Regions from separate parts of the Homo sapiens genome. Here region 1 is linked to region 2. A link is a loop called in an ENCODE intact Hi-C map of the cell type or tissue named here. Cell type or tissue: Calu3. All regions are shown on one strand.

Evidence for each region. A loop is a pair of places that touch in the nucleus more often than their neighbours do. Peaks named below come from ENCODE experiments on the same cell type or tissue, not always from the same donor. Only the 100,000 strongest peaks of a DNase experiment are listed, where the experiment ranks them.
Region 1: it touches region 2 in a loop (4-fold over the local background); 23 of 110 quality-filtered maps call a loop at or near these places.

The regions. Positions count from the first base shown.
Region 1 is chr10:104,400,540-104,408,539 of GRCh38, reverse strand. It overlaps CFAP58 (cilia and flagella associated protein 58), which reads right to left. Exons shown (of 18, transcript NM_001008723.2): 13 at 7,637-7,860; 14 at 4,700-4,811; 15 at 1,747-1,851. Among named protein-coding and RNA genes, the nearest start is that of CFAP58, 51 kb to the right of the region's middle. In Calu3, no CTCF peak of the experiment used is centred here; no DNase peak of the experiment used is centred here.
Region 2 is chr10:104,921,217-104,929,216 of GRCh38, reverse strand. All of the region lies in intron 3 of SORCS3 (sortilin related VPS10 domain containing receptor 3), which reads right to left. Among named protein-coding and RNA genes, the nearest start is that of SORCS3-AS1, 260 kb to the right of the region's middle. In Calu3, no CTCF peak of the experiment used is centred here; a DNase peak (open chromatin) is centred at 3,786.

The sequences.
Region 1 (8,000 bases), 520 kb after region 2:
GTGACTGCCGGGACCAAGTCCCACCCTAGCACTTAACCAGCTGCACAGACTTGGGAAATGACTTGTGGCCAGCATCAGTGGAACAGCAAACTCTGGACTGTCAAAGCCCAGTGCCACGTACTAATTGGTTATCCTTACAAGACATCCAAACTATGTACTCTGATTAGAGTATCCTCCTCCCATTATAAAAAACACGTATTATTATCCCCATTTTACAGATGGGAAAACTGAGATTTGTACAATGTATGTAATTCTCTTAAAGTCACGAAATGATCAAGGATTGAAACTGATTTAAGACCAGATCTTTCTGGACTCCAAAGTCTACTCCCTCAACCACACAGTAATCTACAAGAGAAGAGGAAAATCCCTGTTGGCCATTCAGTGTCATGATATTCTGGAAGGCTATTTACTGTATACCCAACTTTAGGGTAAATATCTTTCTTAAGGTAGACTGTAAAACAGAAGGAGCAAATGTCCCTTACTCATATATAGAAGTTCCTACTCCTACTAATATTAACCTAGTGATTAAAATTATGGGCTTTGGGGCTGGGCACAGTGGCTCACGCCTGTAATCCCAGCACTTTGGGAGGCCAAGGCAGGCAGATACTTGGGGTCAGGAGTTTGAGACCAACCTGGCCAACATGGTGAAACCCCATCTCTACTAAAAATACAAAAATTAGCCAGGCATGGTGGCACACACCTGTAACCCCAGCTACTTGGGAGGCTGAGGCAGGAGAATCACTTGAACCTGGGAGGCAGAGGCTGCAGTGAACCGAGATGGCGCCACTGCACTCCAGCCTGGGCAACAGAGCAAGACTGTCTCAAAAAATTAATTAATTAATTAATTATGGGTTTTGGAATCCAAAGTAACATGAATAATTGCTAATATTTATTAGACACCATGTTACCATGGATAATACTAAACCCTTTCCATCCTCACAATATCCATTTTCACAGGTTCTGTTATTGTCCCATAATACAGACTAAGAACATCAGGTGCAATGAAGTTAAACTGACATAGCAACTGGCAGTATTCCAAACCAAGCCATCTAACTTCAAGAGCTGACATTCTCATCCACACTAAACTCGTGGGCGCTGACTTCCTCGGTCATCAGCTGGGGATGACCACACCTGCTTCCTGAACTGCAAAGAGGAAATGGGACCAAGTAGGTAAAGCCACCAGCATATCTGGCATGCAGTAAGTGATGATGATGATGATGATGATGGCAGTGAGGAAGATGGTGATGATGATGACAGCTGGCCCTTGCAAAGATATAGGCCTAATTGCTACAGAACAATTTACTGCATAAAATCCTCAAAAAGAAATCTCTTCTTCCATTTCACTCACATAAATCTTCATGTGAACAGATCATTTGTGCTCTATGAGAAAGCTTATTTTCAAAATCAAAATCACAGCATTTTGCATTATATGAAGATATGAAGAAAAATGTTTAAAAGAATCTGATAAATAAAACTGTAGAGAAGTGGGATGGGGGTTGCTCACATTACCCATTGCAGTAAGTCTAGCCTTGAACTTAATTTTCCAGAATTCTTGAAATATCAGTGATCGCAACGTAAAAGACCAATTAATCAGGCTGTGCTTGTTCTTTATGTGTAAGTCACTGTTGCCATCTACAGTTAAATACAGGACATGCAATGCTGCCAAATAACTAATTCTAAGAACGTAGTCCTGGAGATGGTGGTGCTAAGGACTTGTACAATGAGTACAGAAAACAAAAATGCTACCTGGAGGAGCAGCTCTTTTTCAACCACCTCTTCAGTCTTGCTGATGAGACGCTTCTGCAGGGTGTGAATTTTCTGTATCAGCTCATATGCATTGGGGTCGCTGGCCTGTCCAAGGGGAACAACAATAGCAGCTGAGATATCATCAGCTTCAAAGCACTGAGGCCTCTATGTAAAATGCACATTGTCTTATTAAAATCTGTTGCAAACCTGCAGACCTAATACAGAGAGAATTAGAACCAAAAATAAAGTATAATAGATGAGAAAATCATAAATTCCTGTCCCCAAAAAGGCAGACTGCAGTTTTCCTAGTGTTTTTTCTATGGCATTAGTTATTCTATGAATACAAAGTAAATATGTTTATTCCACCAGTGGTAATAACAATAATGGTAGCTACTATGCTTGATATATGATTCTTTGCCACCATCCAGATACTATGCTAAGTGCTTTTTATACAACATTATACTTTAGCTGCAGGACAGCCCTAGGAGACAGTATGTCTTCTCCTTTTATACTGATAGGACAACTGAGGCTGAGAGAAACTAAGTCATTTACCCAGACTGGCAAGGCTCAGAGCCGGAATCACGCCCAAATATGCCAAGCTCCAAAGGCATAGTTCTCAATTCCTATGCTCTGAGGCTTACCCTACCATCTCCTCTGTTTACTTAATTTTCCAGAATTCTTTTTGTTGTTGTTGTTTGAGACAGGGTCTCACTCTGTTGCCCAGGCTGGAGTGCAGTGGTGCGATCATGGCTCACTGCAGCCTTGAACTCTGGGGGATCGAGCAATCCTCCTGCCTCAGTCTCCAAGCAGCTGGGACCACAGGCACATGCCACCACACCTGGTTAATTTTTTTGTGAAGACAGGGTCTCACTAGACTGCCCAGGTTTACTCCTGGGCTCAGGCAATCCTCCCACCTTGGCCTCCCAAAGTGCTGGGATTACAGGTGTGAGCCACTGTGCCCAGCCCCTAGAATTCTTGAATGGAATGAAGCAGGGCTCCCTAATTCACTCAGCCTTAGGATTCTCCTTTGGTAATTGTCAACAGGAAGATTCACTGCAGTCTATGATGGGGACCGCTTCCAGGATGTGGACTTCTGCTAATTATTGGCAGCAGAACACTACCATGGCATTTAGCTCTGAAATGGAATTATCAATCCACAAAGCTTTGATGTTCCTTCACTAGTTGTGTACAATTCAAACAAGATATACAGTTATAAATTGGTAATGTGTCCTCTACACTTTCAGCCAAGGCTTCACTTTCAACTGTACTGACATTTTGAATTAATCTAACAGCTAAATATTTTCAACTGCCTCCCAGAGTCTCTATTTTCTAATTTTTCTAACAGAAATTGATGTGGAATTGGAAACTTTAAAGATCTGCATGAAAACACATGGAATAAACTAATGTGACAGTAAATGAATTTAAAATCTTCATCTCCACTTCTGCAGACATATCCATATTACTATTGGGTTAGTAAACTACACCACTCTTGGCATTTGAAGAGGAAGGAATGAGGGTCCAAAAGAGAAAAGAAAAAGAGAGATGCTATTGACTCTGACTTTGCTTAAGAAATACTAAGCAGTGCCAACTGATATCCATCTATTGGGACTAGATTTGGCACACATTCACCCGGCAGGGTTGGACGCTGTTAAAATTCAGGCCTCATGTTTACATAACAATTTATAATGCATTATCCTTAATGCTTTCTTCATTAAAAGGAAAAAATAAAAATGGAAAACAAGAATCTACCTGGCTGATTTTCTTTCTTATAAGGAAAAAATAAAAAGTAAAAACAAAAATAAAGGAATTTTTGTTTTTTCCTCTCTTACAGGTCCCTATGTAAAATACATATTGTCTTTTCCATTCTTAAAGAAAAAAAATTAAAATGAAAAACAAAGCCTGGGCGTGGTGGCTCACGCCTGTAATCCCAGCACTTTGGGAGGCTGAGGTGGGCGGATCACGAGGTCAGGAGATTGAGACCACGGTGAAACCGTGTCTCTGCTAAAAATACAAAAAATTAGCCGGGCATGGTGGTGGACGCCTGTAGTCCCAGCTACTTGGGAGGCTGAGGCAGGAGAATGGCGTGAACCCGGGAGGCAGAGCTTGCAGTGAGCCGAGATCACGCCACTGCACTCCAGCCTGGGTGACAGAGCGAGACTCCATCTCAAAAAAAAAAGAAAAACAAAAACAAAAATCTCCCTGGCTGATTTTCTTTCTTATACCTGCCCTGCTTTATCTTATATGACATACTTACATCTCCCAATACCCTGATCATTCATTTAGTCGAAGGCCCTTTTAGCATCCACATTGCTAGTTACAACTAAAGAGATGGCTTTTTCTTGAATAAGCAAGAGTTTGTCTTTAACTGTCATTTTCAGTGCTGGTGGTAATGACTATCAGAAAGTCATAGAATTAAATTAAATATGAAGTTGATTATCCATCCCCTACCAATGGGACTTTAGCTGTGTCCCCAGATTCTAAGAGAAAGGGCTTGGCTAACGCAATGCTTTCAAAAAGAGGGCAGTTCACAAAACCGTATTTTCTGTAAGTAATAAAAGGATGCAAAGATCAATTGAAAGATGGTGGAGATGCTGGTGACCAATATCATTAAAGGCCACGAACATCCAAGACTAACAGGCAGCCTTAGGATAACTGGTTAACCAAAACCTACCCAAGCCAGAAAAATAAATGTCAATTGGTGAGGCAGGTTCACAGCTTTCACTGGGCTTTCTTTAGGTAGAAAGAATTTTGTGCAAGACTTTTAAAACAAAACCCAAATGAACCATCTGGTTCTGAGAAAACTCAATTTACATCAGATACAGCCTTACATTTTAGGTGACAATTTGCATAGCATTAAATAAAACCTCGCTTCTCATTGTGCTTTAGGTTAGAAGCTTCGCGTGGGATAGGAGGAGAGATTTGGGGATGGGGAGAACACGCTGCCAGATGTTACCTCGAGCTTCCTCCATCTGTGCACATTCAGGGGATTCTCCAGCTCCTCCTCCAGGGCTCGGCAGCGTGTCCTCTCCTTCAACAATTCTCTTTGCATGTGAAAAAACTCCTGTCTGAATAAGACAAACTTGATTTTGCAAAGAATTATCCACCCGTTTGAATATCCTATCTATCTTTAATTAGTTGCATACACACTATGTCTTATATAAAAAGTTGGAGTTAGGGAGAATATTGTGAACACAGGGACCAGCCTCCTAATTCTGGGCAAGATGATATTAATTCTTGCAGAGCTCAAGAATTGGCTTAGCTTTCAAAAAAAAAAAAAAAAAAGTGCCAGGGCTTCAGAGTCAGAGTCATGGTTCTGGATACTCAATAAATTTATAAGTATACGAAAAGAACAAAGGGCAGGGGGATTGTATTAGTCTTTTCTCACACTGCTAATAAAGACATACCCAAGACTGGGTAATTTATAAAGGAAAGAGGTTTAATGGACTCACAGTTCCACATGGCTGGAGAGGCCTCACAATCATGGAGGAAGACAAAGGGAGAGCAAAGGAACATCTTACATCGTGGCAGGCAAGAGAGCTTCTCTAGGGGAACTCCCAGTTATAAAAACCATCAGATCTCGTGAGACTTATTCACTACATCACTACAATGAGAACAGCATGGGGGAAACTACCCCTATGGTTCAATTATCTCCACCTGGACCCCACCCATGACACGTGGGGATTATTACAATTCAAGGTGAGATGTGGGTGGGGACACAGAGTCAGACCATTTCAGCAGTGAATTATGACAGTTTCAATATACTGTTTAATGTTTCTGAATGTCTCTATAGTGGTAATAAGTGAACAGGCTACAGTCCACAAACTCAGCACCTGACAGCAATATATTGAGGCTCAGGTGATAACCTAACACTAGTTAGGGCATACGTCTCTACCCTCACTACACATTGAAATCCCCTGGGGAGCTTTGAAAAATACCTCTTCTCCTGGACCCAATCCTTACAGGGATTCTGTTTAATAGTCTAGCATGGGTCCCCGGCTTCAGAGGTCTTGGCAATTCTCACATGCAGTCCGGATTGAGAAATCCAAGTTAGAAGTTGTAATGAGATTTTATCCTGAGTTCCACAACCACACAGATGGCTAAAAAAGTCCTGAATAACTAGCTCTGGCTGAAACACACCGCTAAAATCTTCAGAAATCTGTAGTTGATAGGTAATATGTGACAGCCATCCTCAGTGTTGCGAGCTGGCTGTCGCCCTATCGAATGAGACATTGGGAGGCAGAGAAGAAGCAAGCACTTGCATTGACATGGGCAATAAGGATATTATTACCTGTCCTCGCCTGCTGCAGGGGTGCAGATTACTAATACTAAGCCATCTCTTTTACTTAATCGATTCATTTAAACCAATAATACAACTTCCCCTCATTAGCAAGACAAACCATTAGAATTAACTGCATGATGTTCACTCAACAGGGCGCTCAGAGCAAGCTGCTTAGAATTAAAAGCATATTTTTAACACTTCAATTTTCTAGAATGTCATCAGAAGGGGAGGGCAGAAATATTAGCTACCGTATTTGACGGCCTGCTTTGTACTAGACTCTATACTAGGCACATTGATTTGTTTTCCTGTTTAATTGTGACACCAAGTCCAAAGCTCAGGGAAGGTCAGTGACTTGCCCAAGGTCACACAGCTTGTAGGTAGCCAGACAGATTGGAATTCATACTAGCTTACCTCCAACATTTATTAAGTTGTCTTCCCATTGAAAAGAAAAATAAAATATATTAACAACAAACTAGCAATACTGAATGGGAATGGATAAAATGTGGTCCTTTGTGTATGTAATAAAAATAACTCATGGCTGACAAGTTTAGTGATGGTTTGGAGACTATTCGATAGCTACTTAGAATGAATCCATTTGTCTCCAAAATGTCAGTGGTGGTATCTCTGGGTAGTAAAGTTATGAGTGATTTTCTAATCCCTTCTTTATATTTTTTCTGCATTTCTCACATTTTCTACAATGAATTTGTACTGCTTTCGTCATCTGAAATACAAGCAACTCCAAAAGAAAAAAAAAAAGAAAAAGTATTGATTTATCCTTGATAGTGGCAACCTCGCTATTCCTGCATATATTCATTGCATTTAAATATCCAAACTATCTTCTAACCCAATTGATTTGAGAAGCAGATCCAAACCATGTCCTTATTCCAAGATGGTCAAGGATACTGTTCATCTACAAGTCTGTGGGGAATAAGGATAGCTACTGAGAAAATACCAGAACTCTTATTTGGTTTCCTGCAATTGCCTATATAAAACATGGTGACGTTTTCCCAAAGGGAAAGTAGATCTTGTGTAATGCAAGATTTAAAGAAAGAAGAAGGCGCACTAAGCTAAAGTGAAAGCTGCAGAAGATAAATCAAAAGTGAGATACAAAATTTGGCCGCCTTCTAAGGAAACGAAGTTTTCAAGTAGTGGTAAAATTATATTTTCCACCTCTTTTCTTCCTGTATATAATTCCAAGAAAAAGATGTGCAAATGTTACCAGATTAAATTTCAATATTGATGCTCCCTCTCTTGCATACTGACTTATTAAAGAAATTCAAGAAAGCTCATTGGGGGAAAAAATTTCTGAATTGTAACTAATTTCCTTGAAAATTCTTTTGTAAAATGCAGAATGCGGTTTTTTAAAAACCTTTTTGCACTCGCCCTTACCCCCCCGAAAGGAAGCTGGTTCATTATTGTGACACAGCATGGGCACAATGGAGATGTTATGGAAAAGCTGCTCTTATTATTTGTTAATAATTTCATCCTGTAAACTTCATTTTGTACAACTCGATAAAGACCTTCAATGAGCAACAAGCATGACTACGAAGTGATTTTAGGAGCTCCCCACGTTGCACTGTGCCTTCAGCCCTGAGTTCTATAATCTATTACCTGAGTTCTTCAACATTAGCCATACTCCTGGCAAGAATCCCCTTTTCCCGGCGAAGCTTCTTGATCTCAAGTCTGAGGATTCTCATGTCCTCCAACCTCTGGTTGTACTGGCTCTCCCCTTTATTCAGCACAGACTGTTGGATCTTGATCTTCTCATAGAGCAAAGCTAACTCATCATTGCGCCGAACAAGCTGAGACCCCAGGATATCTCTCTCACTGATGACCTAGGAAGGTAGGGAGGGGCATAGTCACCAGGGAAGGAGGAGCCTTAGCTTTTCACTGTGACAGCACCATTCATTCAATGAGTATCTATTGAACGCCCACATGTACTGGGCACCACATGGGCTGGGCACTGGAAAGAGCT
Region 2 (8,000 bases):
TGTTTTATAAAATACTATTGTGAGCCCCATTGACAGATTAAACAACTAAGGCTTAGAGAAGTCAAGTAATATGTTCAAGGTCACACAGCAACTGAAGCATGAGCTGCACGCTCTTTCCTGCACATCACACTACCTCATTGGGCCCTGGGGGAAACCAGGAATAATTAAGGAGCTCTAAACTGACCACTACTTTTCCTACCTCTGGCTGCCCTGCCAAGGAGATAATCACATGCATTTCTCACACTTCTGTCCTCTCTGATTCATTTGTTTCCTCTGTTTGGTCATCATAAGACAGCCCAAGCCATTTCTCAGAGTTAGATTCATGCTGTGGGATGACAGGGCTGACTGTCTGCATCTGCTCTCAGGAGGCCCTCGACATAGGGCTGCAGCACTGACCAAGGCCTTCATTTGTCACTGAGGCCAATGTCTCAGACTTCCCTGCCAGCTCAGACCCCAACATGTGGGGACAGAGACTTGCTGGCTTCAAACCCACCCCTGAGCCATCTGGCAGACCCGAGGATCCCAGGACACTTGGCCCTCATTGCCCAGACACGCTCACCAGCAGAGTGTGTACCAAGTGCTGAGGTCTGTCATTCTGACCTTGGGCTGGTAATGGGGGCACGAACTGGGGGCGAGGAGGCATGCATGCCAGTAGCAATCTCTCTGCTTGGTTGAAGAAAAAAAAATCGAGTCATTTCTTTCACCAGTGGTGGTGATTGTATTTGTTACAGATATCTCTACCTCAGGGGCAGTGAGATCCATTTGCTATATGGCTGTGCATTGGAACATGAGGAAGAACACATCATCCTGCCTTCCCAAGCACTTTGCTAAAATTGCTCTTGCTTGTGATGTTCAGAAAACACACCCAGAAGGTCTAGTGAGGGCAGTGCATGTGAGAAGAGAGGACAGAGTGGGATGCTTAACACAGGCATCTCATCAGTCTGAGAGGCTGGTCGCCAGCCTTCCTGAGACACAGGTCTCATGCTTTCAAGCCCCTGCTCAGAAGCCTGCTATGGCTCCCCAGGTCCTTCTGCCCTGAGTCCTAACTCCATCCCTGGGCTTTTGGGAGTCTATAATATCTAGTCGTACCCTATTCTCTCTCCCAACTTGAAACTGCTAAAACCCACATACTTAAAACCTCTATACTCTCATTACCTTATCAGATTGCCCTTTCCTTTCCCTCCTTTTCCAAATCCCAAAATTTCTTCCAAATTCTGCCTGATTTTTGCCTCTACCTTTTACCAGCTTTGATTATGCCACAGCATGACATCCTTCTTCAAGCTTGGTGCTGCATTCACTCTTCTAGACTTGGATACACACTGTCTTCTTTTTTTTTTTTCAGACGGAGTCTTGCTCTGTTGCCCAGGCTGGAGTGCAATGGTACGATCTCGGCTCACCACAACCTCCACCTCCCGGGTTCAAGCGATTCTCCTGCCTCAGCCTCCCGAGTAGCTAGGATTACAGACACCCGCCACCACGCCTGGCTAATTTTGTACTTTTAGTAGAGACTTGGTTTCACCATGTTGGCCAGGCTAGTCTTGAACTCCTGACCTCAGGTGATCCACCTGCCTCGGCCTCCCAAAGTGCTGGGATTACAGGTGTGAGCCACCGTGCTCAGCTTGCTGTCTTCTTTTTAAAGGCTTTCAAAGTGTAAAACTCCCATGATCTCCACTGGTCCTTCAGGCCTGGCTTAGAAGCCCCCATCAATGTTCACTGTGTTGTTATTTTCTCTTATCCAGCCTGACTCTCTCAAGATACAGATCAATGACCTCTCATCTGGGTTGCACCCTTGATTTTCCTGCTCCTATCACTGGCTCTGCCTAAACAATTACTGTGTGTCCTTGGCTGCCATTTAACCTCAAATGGAATCCCTTCTCAGAGGCTTTATTGAGCAACTATGATGGCTAAATGAGCCAGGCAGTGAAATGGAACCAGCATTGTATGTGGCCATCCAGGAATACAAGCTTCCCTAAATCCTTGGTTCAGCCCAAATCAGAGTTCACACGGAAGAGAAACAGACATTTTTTCATATTTCTTAACTCTCAAGTTTTCATAATACTTTGTGAAAAATGTTTTATACACACCTAGATGCACATATACACACATACAGACACATAAAAACTTCAACAATAGAAATAAAAATTTTAAAAGATATTGAGCAAACATAAGCACCTAAAAAGTACACTAAGTGACTAATTTTTATTATTCCTCTAAAATGTCTGGATAATCTTAATGCAAATCATTATTATCTTTATTTTTAAAAAAATTACGATATACTCGATGCAAACCCTAAAGGGCACTTTGGAGAAGAGCCAGGATAGGTTTATATTCTTCCCATTTTCAAATAAAATGCAAAAGAAAAAACTAGTAATCATTTTAATGAGCCTTTAAATAAATTCTTGGCCAGAGCACACTGCAGTAATTTATACAAAGAACCATATACCTATATTTGCTGAGAAAGAGACATTTGTGACTTAAGACTGAATTTCCAAGAATTACTCTAGATTCTTTTTCCTTTAAGTGATGAGTTTGAATGGAAGCACATTCGCAGCCATTCCATTGCTGGGTCACACTTGCGAAGGCAGATGGAAACTCCTAGACCGGTGTCTGCCCCCTCATTGATTCTCCTTTCTGCTTTCTTAGCCCTAATGGGATCTGATACTTTCCCTTTTGGGGTGCAAGGAGTCTTTTCTGGTTCTTTTTCTGGATACACCAAGAAGAAAAACATTTGGACGTGGAATCAGTAAATGAGGGAGGTTTGGTTCATGTTTTGTTCTTTTCCTTTTTTTTTACTTCTTCCTTTCATACATTTTCCCCTAAACCCATCTCCAAAACACTGCTCTAGCCGCTTGGTAACTATGTTAATTTATGAAGCAGGAAAAAATGAGATGGCTGTGAATTAACAAAAGTGGGACCATTTCTCTCCATGAGCAGAACAATCAGTCTTTCTCAGGCAGTCAGCAAGTCTGGTTTTAAGAGACAAGGAAGAAGATGGGGAAAGAGAAAGTGGCAGCATGCCTCCTGGATAAGGCAGGACATGAGGCTCTTTAAAAATCCAAGCCTCTGGGAGCTGCATCCTCTCCAAGGAAGCCTGAAAGCAGGCAGCTCACAGCTCAGGAGGGGAGGCCCAGCAGCCACTGCGGTCAGCACTAAAGGCACAGCCAGGCAGCCGGACCCTGGCTTCCAGTCTGCAATCTTGATGCCAGCTCCATCCCAGTAGTAACAATCTTTCTGTTTCTGTAGCTCATTTCTTTCAAACAAAATTACAACTCTCATTTTTCCTAGATATGTTCTTTATTTTTTGCCATGGAAAGGCTCTCTTATTTGATTAAACAAAAATAAAATAAGCTGCATAGGAGCAATTTGAAAGTCCAAAGAGACACCAACTTTGTTTTAAGGCTGTAGTAACTGATACAGCATCTCCTTGCTACCTTCTCCAGCCTCCTCTGTGGACCACAGCAATTCATTCAGAAGCCTGTTAGCTAACATGTCAGTTTTGGGACACTTTACCATTGGTTCTTCACCTGCTCATTGTCTGCCATACCTGCAGCCTTCAATAATAACATTCAAGATTTAAAAATGAAAAACAAAAGAGGAAAAAGAAACCCAAAAGCCTCAAACAAACAAAAACCTGCTTTTTCCTAAAGGTTTGGGGGAAAATATTCATTTCCCCACTCATCTGCTGAATTGATGGGATTCACACTATCAGGGCAATGCCCATTGAAAAGGGGCAAAAAGCAGTCAGCGCCTCAGATGGGCTTGGAGCATGGTTTCTGCCACCAGGGGGAGTTATTCTGGTAGTGCATATTCCTTATATCATGTTTGCCTTGGACAAAAAAATTAAGTGGTTTAACCTGGTCATTCTAACATAAGGCAACATGCCTATGTTAATTCCCCTAATTCGGCATTTACTTTTCTTAAAAAAGAGAAAAAGACAACCGAGTCATGTGTTCTACAGTTAAAAATTAAAGCATTTTGAGTTCATTTTCTTTGCAAGGACATGGATGAAGCTGGAAACCATCATTCTCAGCAAACTAACACAGGAACAGAAAATCAAACATCGCATGTTCTCACTCATAGTGGGAGTTAAATAATGAGAACACATGAACACAGGGAGGGGAACATCACACACTGGGGCCTGTCAGGGGAAAGGGGAGGGAGAGCATTAGGAAGAATATCTAATGCAGCCAGGGCTTAAAACCTAGATGACGGGTTGATAGGTACAGCAAATCACCATGGCACATGTATACCTATGTAACAAACCTGCACGTTCTGCACATGTATCCCAGAACTTAAAGTAAATTTTTTTAAAAAAATTAAAGCATTTTGCTGGCCAGGCATGGGAGCTAGTGGACAGTATTAAGAACAATTCATAAAAAAATGCTAACAACCCTCCCATACAATATATCTAACATGCTAGTTATGCTTCTGAAAGAAGGGGACAGGTAAGTGATCTTTTATCCCCATTTTACAAATTGAGAAGGTGAGGATCAGAGAATTTAAATGACTTCTCAGTGCCATACAGGTAGTTAACAGAAAGGCTTAAAACAGAAATCCTGATTCTTTTCCCAGATAGCCCACCTCCCAGGGACCCAGCCTCTTGCTCCTTTATCAAGCCATTTGGCCTTTGTCATGCTGCTCAACCATTCTGGGCAGTTTTGAATGCAAGTCCTTGGTTTCCCACCCAGGTTCATTTGAAATGAGATTCCAGCTGCAATACCCTTTGGGCTTTGAGAGTGGAGTACTGAGAGGCTGTGGATATCTCTGTAAGCCGTAGAGACACAACTGACATTCAGCAGGACCGACGTGGAATGCTATTTTCCTACCACTTCATATTTGTGCTCACCTTATTCTCAGTCAAGGTTCTCTATCAGATCAGAATTCTCCAGCTGTCACCAGCCTTATGGGCTTGGCAGAGAATACTAGACTAGGAGTCTGTAAACTGCTCCCGCCCCAGCTCTGAGGCAAGTGACTCTATGACCTCAGACAAGTCCCTGAGTGGCCTCTTCTGTTCAATGAGGGTCTGCACAGTCTCCGAGAGCCCTTTAAGCTCCAATATGCAGTGAGTCTAAGAATTAAATATGAATGGAAACGAGTTAAATGAGCATATTAGACCAAGGCACATGACCATCAGCAACAAATCTGAGCAAATGGCTAACATCTCAGTACCAAATATCCATCATCTGCAAATTGCATGATGATCGTGCCAACATCATAGAGTTTCTGTTGAAGTATTAAATGAGTTAATTCATTGGAAGCATTTAGGATAATTTTCAGCACATAGCAAACTCTCAAAAAACTCTAGCTCCTTCTTGTATTATTATTTTTACTATCATTGTCATTATTATCATAGACACTTGTTGCCTTTATGAATAGAAACAGATACTAGCACTAACAGAGACTTCTTTGCTCCTTAACAGACAGGTTATTATGCACATGTTACGAAGAGAAAAAGAAAGGCTCACAGAGGAGAGATGTCTGGTTGATGTGTCATTAAGTCAATGGCCATGAAGGAGGGAGTGTGGTACAGCAGAGCTAAGCTCCCACTCCCTATTGCAACACTTGGTGTCCTCTATTCTGGGTTACCAGAACAGGCAGCATCTCTAACTCCCTTGCCTGCAGGAGGAGGGCTAAGCGTCCCTGGGTAATGCGTGTGATGCTCCTATGAAGTTGCATTGGCTCATGCTGATAGAACCCCTTAATTGTGCCAGCAAGTAGTGCTGCTGCTCTGACTTCTACCAGCAGAGCCAGTGTGTTTCAGGGACCCACCTTTTGACCAAGGAACTGTAACTTCAGAAAAGATAGCCCAGGTAACAGGGCTTGGCCAGCCAACATGTAGTCATATAACTAAGAGCTATGAGGATTACACTTCCTAAGGGCTTGGCCAGCCAACATGTAGTCATATAACTAAGAGCTATGAGGATTACACTTCCTAAGGACTTCCCAACTGGCTATCCAATGAGCCACAGAAATTAAATGTGGATCATCACATGGTACTGCAAAGCCCTCTGAAAAACACTGTCTAAATGGTGGCCATCCAGACGACCTGAGCTGGAAGGGGCTTCGAAAAGCATAGAACATAAACTTGCCATTATACAAATAGAGAAATGAAAGCCCTGGGAGGGAAGTGGCCTATATAAAGACACTGAGTTGCTCAGGGGCAAAACCAGAAGCAGAAAGCAGACATCTGCCCCCTACCCCTACTCTAGTGGTCTTACCCTACAATGACACAAAAAGTCCCTTTGCACTGAAGGATCAACCATGTGCTTCCTCTGAGTCAAAGGGAAATCTTTGTAAGCCACACTTGACTTAGTTTATCTCTCACACATATAAGGGTATCAGTGCAGGTCCCCAGCAAGAGAGTCTACGAAGTGTTCTCCTGTGACTCTAAAGACCACTTTGCAAATACCAACTTTTCACCTGTAGACTTAGTTACCACTTGAATATGCCACATGCTGCCAACTGGAAACAGGGATAACAGTAGATTTGGTACAGCCTGTTAGCCCCCAAACCCTGAACTCCACCTCCTAAATATTTCAAAACACGGATGTTTCATATTAAAATCTATATAGAAAAATATCTTTAAAACTCAGAACATAATAGCAAGGATGTTAACAATAACTGGCTATGCTGGGCCCTCATTTTCACATGACAACAGTCATTTGGAGCCTAATGGCAAAAGGCCCTTTACAGAGGGGCTTCCAAGTCTCTACCTGGCCCACATCTTCCTTGCCATTATCTTCTGGCCCCTGCATGCATCCGAATTTGAGACCTAGGTCTATGTAGCAGTCATTTTCTTCGGTGCATCTTGTCTGCCCAGGTGAATTGCACATTTCTGAAAGCAGGAAACTCCCTCCCTCAAAACATACTTTGCTCAGAGGTAGACATTTTTAAAAGATTGTTCAACAGCCTAAAATTACCTTTCCACCTTTTTGGCCTTACTTTAGTGTAAGAGACTTTAATATTTGTGGACTGAAAATGTGTTACCCTGCCACTTACTTTCCCTGACCCTGCAACTATCTTAGGAGTCTGGTATTTTAAAATTCTGTGCTATGTTTTGGTTAAAGGTTTTCCAGCATTTTAAAGATAGTTCAGGGTTATGTGTTGTATCCAGAGAGCGACATTGGCATAACCAGCCTCCGACCACACACGCGGTGCCTCTCGAACAGCTTGACAAAAGCAGCTTGCTCACTGTAAGAATCTCACTGGTAATTCCCACTATATTTCTGCAGGGTAGCCTGAAAGTAATTATCCTTCTCACTGGTAAATCAATTAGGAATGCAGGATGTAATATTCCCCTCCTCCTCCAAGAAACTGCTAATCCTCTAACACTAATGAACAGAAAACCCCAGGCAACAGGGTTACCACTAATAGAGTGATGATTACAACTCACCTGGTCTTTATACCTGTGGTAGTGGCACCAACCCTGTGGGCAGATAGAGGTGAACAGGAATCCTGGACCCCCTCTTATTAGCTATTTTCCAAAATTAAGTGTCTATCTGCTTGAGCCTCAGTTTCTTCGTCTGTCAAATGAGGATAAAACTACCACGCTCAGGAGATTAATAGTAAAACTTAGAATAAAGTGTAGTAAGGAACTTAGCCCAGTGCCTAGAACTTATTAGAAGCTCAATAGAAAGAACTCATTAGCCTATACTGATGTCAGACCTTATAGTTTTCATCACACACACACACACACACACACACACACACACAGAGAGAGAGAGAGAGAGACATGTACCTCTAACTATAGTAATTTGGTCACATTCTCTGGCTGTTAGACCAGTGTGTGCTCTCTGCCATTTCCAATGCACTGTCTCCAAAGTTGCAGGTGGCAGTCACTTTGGAGCCAGAGTAATTAGACAATAACATGCCTGCATTTCTCTGTCCACTCAAAGATTCATTCTCAAATAAGCTCGCCCATGGGAGTCAGGCTCCTCTCTAGTTAAGGCACAAAGCCTTCAGCCTGTTTTTACAAAGCACAGCAGACTTGACCTTGGCAC